Regions from separate parts of the Mus musculus genome. Here region 1 is linked to region 2. The links are chromatin loops, found by intact Hi-C in ENCODE. Cell type or tissue: gastrocnemius. All regions are shown on one strand. Links, peaks and the distances in the headings refer to the core of each region. The heading gives the core; the rest is flanking DNA.

What was found. Hi-C counts contacts between places; a loop is a spot of excess contacts. Peaks named below come from ENCODE experiments on the same cell type or tissue, not always from the same donor. Only the 100,000 strongest peaks of a DNase experiment are listed, where the experiment ranks them.
Region 1: it touches region 2 in a loop (2.1-fold over the local background); 1 of 42 quality-filtered maps calls a loop at or near these places.

The regions. Positions count from the first base shown.
Region 1 is chr5:74,098,380-74,101,303 of GRCm38, reverse strand. No RefSeq gene overlaps it. Among named protein-coding and RNA genes, the nearest start is that of Snora26, 6.3 kb to the right of the region's middle. In gastrocnemius, for the core only: no CTCF peak of the experiment used is centred there; a DNase peak (open chromatin) is centred at 1,598.
Region 2 is chr5:74,146,205-74,149,128 of GRCm38, reverse strand. No RefSeq gene overlaps it. Among named protein-coding and RNA genes, the nearest start is that of Gm32002, 14 kb to the left of the region's middle. In gastrocnemius, for the core only: no CTCF peak of the experiment used is centred there; no DNase peak of the experiment used is centred there; H3K4me3 peaks cover 413 bases; H3K27ac peaks cover 1,292 bases.

The DNA of each region.
Region 1 (2,924 bases), core at 142-2,641, 48 kb after region 2:
CCCGGGATCAGGTCGTCACGCTTGGCACCGAGTGCCTTACCTGCGGAGTCATCTCATCGCCCTTTTTGACATTCTCACTTTGAAGTGCTCACCGTGTGTCTCACTCTGACCTCAGATTTGAGATCTTTCTTCTTCAGGCAGGTTTCAAGCGCACACCACTGAATCAGCACATCCACACTACGAAAGCATTACAGAGCCAGGCAAGACAGTTCACACCTGCCACCCTCGCACCGAGGAAGCCAAGGCAGGGTCACTGAGAGTTTGACGCCCACCTGGGACACAATGTGAGACACTGTCTTGAAGAGAGAAAAGCTTTGCAGTGTGGAGGGACAAGGTCTGAATCATTATGATGTTAATAAAGAAGGGGAGGCAGGGAGGGATCATGGGAGTGATGGATATGTTTAAGGCATTGATCATGTTGATAGTCTGAAAAGTATTAAGTTACCTCCAAATCTATCATGTTTGAAAGGTTGAATATATAAGAATTTAGTGTACCTATGCTTCAATAAATGGATTTATGCTTATGGGTCAGGAGAGATGGCTCAGTGGTTCAGAGCATATAGCACTCTTCCAGAAGACCCAGGTCAGTTCCCAGCACCCATGTCAGGGGTACACAAGCTCTCGGAACTCCAGCTCCAGGGATCAAACACCCTCCTGGTTTGGCTTCCAAGGGCACCACATCCACACGGCATACATACACACAGTCGACATACACACACACTAAATTAAAAATAAAACCCCACATACTTATAATAATCTGCCTCATCAAGTGGATGTCTACTCTGAAAACTTCAAAAGGAGTAAATGTTTACTGTGCAATTACATAGTTAAGTCACAAATAAGTTTGCAGAGAAAAGGCCATACAGCAAAGGATATACCATGCATTTCCACTTATACCAAATTCTGGAATTGGCATTCGTAGCCCATAGTGGGGCTGACAATCACGTGACTCACTCTGAGCAGGTGGGAATGGGAGGGGCTGTGAAGGACTCTGTAGGGTGGCAGGGTGCTATATATATTTGATAAGAAATTCTGGTTTCACAAGTGAACGAATATTCAAAATTTGCCATGCTAACAATTTGTGAATGTTCTGTGCATTTTACATCAAAAGAGACCTCCCACTGGGTTCTAGTTAAAAAAGAAAAAGTACATGCAGAAACAAGTATTTACAAGACTTAGCAGGCATTGCTAGCAGCAATTTACTTTGAAATGCAAGTGTTAAGATGGATAGAGGGAGGGGTGGACATTATCAAATAACCAGTCTTATGAAAGTATTGGCAACAGAATGTATGTGGTCAGTTTAAGGAATTTAACTTTATTTAAAATTTGTCAAATACTCAAGATGCTCCATAGTCGTTAAATGGCAGGAAGACACAAAACATTCAGGAAAAAAGAGCTTTAGCAAATGTCTCACAGGGTTATTTCTGAGTAGCTGCTGAGTAGCTGCTAAGCAGAGAAGAAGGGGCTCAGCGGGCAAGGATGGTAGTGCTATCTGTATAGAGAAGCATCAACAGACACAAATCGTCCTGGCTGTGAGTATATGCTCAGCAGAAAACACCCTTGCTGCCAAGCCCGATGGCCTGACTCCATCCCCAGAACTCACAGGGTAGAAGTATAGAGCTGCCTCCCTGGGGTTGCCCTCTGACCTGCACATAAGCATCGTGCCACAACCACCCCCCTCCCAGAAGTAAATGGTGGTTGGTTTGTATGTATGTTTGTTTTTTAAAGTCATCCTCAGCTACATGATGCATTCCAAGCCAGCATGGACTATATCTGACATAGTCTCAAACTAAACGAGTGAGCAAAACAAGTGTTCAACTTAATTACCATAGAGATGCAAATTAAAAACATAGGCAACTCGATTATCACCCACCAAAATGGAAAAAAAAATGCTGATTGAACTGCAACTCCCATATGTTGCTAACGAGAGTGTAAAAAACACAAACACTTTGGAAAACATTAAACATATCAGTGTGAGCATGGCCATAACCTTGATCCAAGACTTCTGTCTGTTGGCATCCAACCAAGAGATGTGCGCACCATGTCTCATGCTTCTAACGATGTCATCACGACGGCCACAGAAGCAATGTTCTAATAGCTTCAAAATGTAAACAACTCCAATTACTGTCAACATTTATCTGGATACACGTAATTCCATTACTGTATTCACATAATGGAATGCATTCTCATGACCAAACTACAAAGAATATGGGTGAACCTCGAAATATCGAGATAAAGAAACCAGAAACAAAAATGCGGGTTGACGTGTCTTGACCCATGTAAACACAAGGTTAGTACTCTACCCACAGAAAACAGGGTGTGGCCCCCAGGGTAAAGGACAGTGGCTAAGGATCTGAGGGGAAATGGTCCAGGCTGATTATGTTCGATCCTGAGTGTGATTTGTTTGTGAAACTTCAATACTGGCTTCATTAATTTTCTGTGTATTTACCTGTCATCTGTTACAGTAGAATAAAGTGTCTGCAGGAACCTATAAGCAACAAGGCATCGCAGAATTTGACATTTGAGAGGCTCAGATCAGATTTAAGAGATGTGATCAGATTTGCATTAATGAGATTAGTGCAGGAGAAGCAGAGCCAGGCTGCTTGCATGAGTAATCCTGGGGTGGATGTAAAGCAAGAGCGACCAGGAAGAAAAGGAAGACTAGGGTAGGCCAGGAGACAGTCCGCATGATGGGACTTGTCTTACTGTCTTTTGAGTTCTTTCTTGAAAAATGTGAATAACTCTATGTTGGGTGCTATTTTAATGACTTAATGTTTAGTTGTAATTGTCTATATCTGCTCGCCCACGGGATCTGTTCTCCTGTACAATCTACCGAAGATGTACGTATAGAGCTGAGAAGGCTTCAAGAGAACTGATTTGACAAGGTCTAGGTGATGCATCTTCCCCAAGCACAGGAAAAATCC
Region 2 (2,924 bases), core at 235-2,734:
CCTCCAGTGTGCGTGTGTGTCTGAGGCAGGGTCCCATGATATAACCCCAGCTGGCTTCAAACTCACAGAGATCTGCCTCCCTCTGCCTCCTTAGTGCAGGGACTAAAGTGTTCCACCACCACGCTTGACTCCAGACACAGTTTAACTGAAACGAGAGGTTTCGGTTTGATTGTGTCATGTTCCCCATCAGCTTAAGAGTCTGAACACTTGATTCCCCCAGATGGTTAGCACCATTTTGAGAGGTCGTGGAACCTTTGTTTTGGTAGGGGGTTCCAGCTGGAGAAAGTGGGAAGTAGGTCATGCAGATTGGTGGTCCTTCTAGACCCTGCTCCCTGACTTCTGTCTCTATGCCTCCAGCTATCCCAGGCCTTCTCCAGGATGTATTGTATCCCCTGCACGGAATGCCGCAACAAATCATTCCTTACATTGTTCCTGCCAGGTGTTCTGTCACGGATACAGGGATCACGAAGAAGTAAGTGGGTGTGCCTACCAGACACTCACATAGGTCATCTAAGAGGCAGTCAGGTAGATGACAAATCTCCTGGACTCCGAGACAGGGTTCGAATGAAGTCATAGCTCCAGTCATCACTGGCACAGACGAGGCTGTTTTAAGTCTATGAGGCTCAGTCCCCTCAGGTTGCTATGGTAAATGCCTCACAGACGATCATAAACCACATAATGCCGTTTTTTCACATAGTCGACAATGGAAGTTCGAGATTAGGGCACCAGCAGATGCAATGCTTGCTGCCTTCACTGACATCTTTCCATGACTTCATGACAACCAGCAGAAAGGAGCTGGAGAACCAGTGATGTGGAGAAGGGTTGGGACCTTTATTCCCCATAGGTGGTGATGGAGCCCCTACAGGCAGAGCCTAGGCTAGGGGTCACGCAGACCCCATACCTGGAAGGGATTAATGCTGACCTTGCAGCGTTAATTTTTCCTGCAAGGAAGAGTAGTTACTTAAAAGGGGCCCTCTTAGGTCTTTTGCTTTCTGTCTCATCGTATGATTTCTTCTTCACAAGCTGCCACTGTAGAGATGCTGGTATCACACACTGTTAAGACGGGACTTCACATAGCTTGTGGATACTGGCATGCAGCAAGTGTAGTAAGAGTCTGCAAATGACTCCTGGCTGTCTGATGTCCTACTGGACTCTGAGCTGCCCGTGAGCCCGTGCCACCTTCTCTCTGGCTTTCACGTGACTTTGCTTGTCTGGTGCAGCTATAGCTCAGAACTGCTGAGAGGAGTGACTAGGTTTCACATGACAAGAGAAATGGCACGGCGGATGCCTGAAGGATACACAGCTCTCGAAAGAACTCTCGGCGTACGTGGGCCCTTCCCAGGGTCAAGAATTTGAAGTAGTTGCCCCATCATCTATTCCTGAACACTGGTGGAGTTTTGCACTAAAAATAGCTAGTCTAAAAATAAAAATTCCAGGACTAATCTGAGATTTGTCAACTGAACTGACGTCTACTTCTACATATTTGGACACATCAGTCCAGGCACTCAGACCTTTGGAGACATCTGAAACCTTGGTTTCATCTGGCATTATATACAGTCCTTAAGATGATACGTGGTTTTGTGTGGACATAATCAGGCAGTGTGTGAAGGGTTTGTTTGAAATAAAGCCTTTGTGCACAGAGTTCTGGTCTAGTTACCATACTGACACTGAATGAAAAACCTCAGAACATGAGCCACGAGAAGCCAGGAGTGTCTGCCATATCACAGTTAGCTCATTGCCAAGCAATTATGCTATTTTGATTTTGCAAGTAATTACAAGCCCCCATCCCAGTATTCTTGTTTGTTTGTTTTTTTTTTTTCTTTTCTTTTCCTTTTTAAAGAAATGGTCTCATTCTATAGCTGCCTTAGAACTTGCTATGTAGCTCAGGTTGGCCTTAGATTCATGATTCTTCTGCCTTGGTTTCCTAACTGTTGATGTCACAGGTGGATACCTCTGTACAGCCTCCTAAGTCCTTCCCCAGAGCTGATGTATACACTTCTGGGTTCTTACCAAGCCTCAGGGTGCATTCAGCTTGCCTCTCGATACCTCTGGTTTGAGCTGCTCTAACTCATTTTGAGTTGGTGGATTCAGTGCATCGCCATGGCTCACTGGAAATTAAGCCCAGAGAACCAATCAGCTTTCCTAACAACCTGTGTGATTTCTGATTGGTCACACACCATTCAATTCAGCTTCCTTTATTTTTATGAGGTATCATGATGAATGGGTGGGCTGGTCTTTTATTCAACCTCTTTATGCCCTTAGGAGTATTTAGCAACTTGACATCCCAGGCTTATACATAACTATTGTGTATAAAATGCTACTCCATTCAAGCAAAGCAAACTTCTTCGCAGCTGATCCCCAAATTTTTCTCTAGCACAGTAATAATGTAGGTGTGTCCAGGTGACTTTCCACACTGCTCTCATTCTGGTGTAAATGGAAATGTTCTGAGGTAGTTTGTCAGTTGACCAGCCTTTGGCCTCTCCTCTGTGGAGCTCTGCACGCTTCTGTAGGTCTTGGAGGTTTGAGGAATTCTAACTCAGTAAAGAAGCTCCTTTGCTGCTGACCCTTACAGATGTTATTATATCATTTAACTAAATCACACGGCTATCAAAAGGAAAGCAAAGTGCATGTCACTGGTGCTAGGTGGGGTAACAGTGATGGTTTGAATAGGAATGGCTCCCATAGTCTCATGTGTTTGAATGCTTGGCCCATACGGAGTGGCACTGTTAGGAGGTGTGGCCTTGTTGGAGGAAGTGTGTCACTGTGGGGGCAGGCTTCAAGGTCTCCTATGCATAAACTGTGACCAGTGTGGTAGACAGTCTCCTCCTGCTGCCTTCAGATCAAGATGTAGAACTCCCAGATCCTTCTCTGGCACCATGTCTGCCTGGATGCTACCAGGCTTATCTCCATGATGATAATGGACT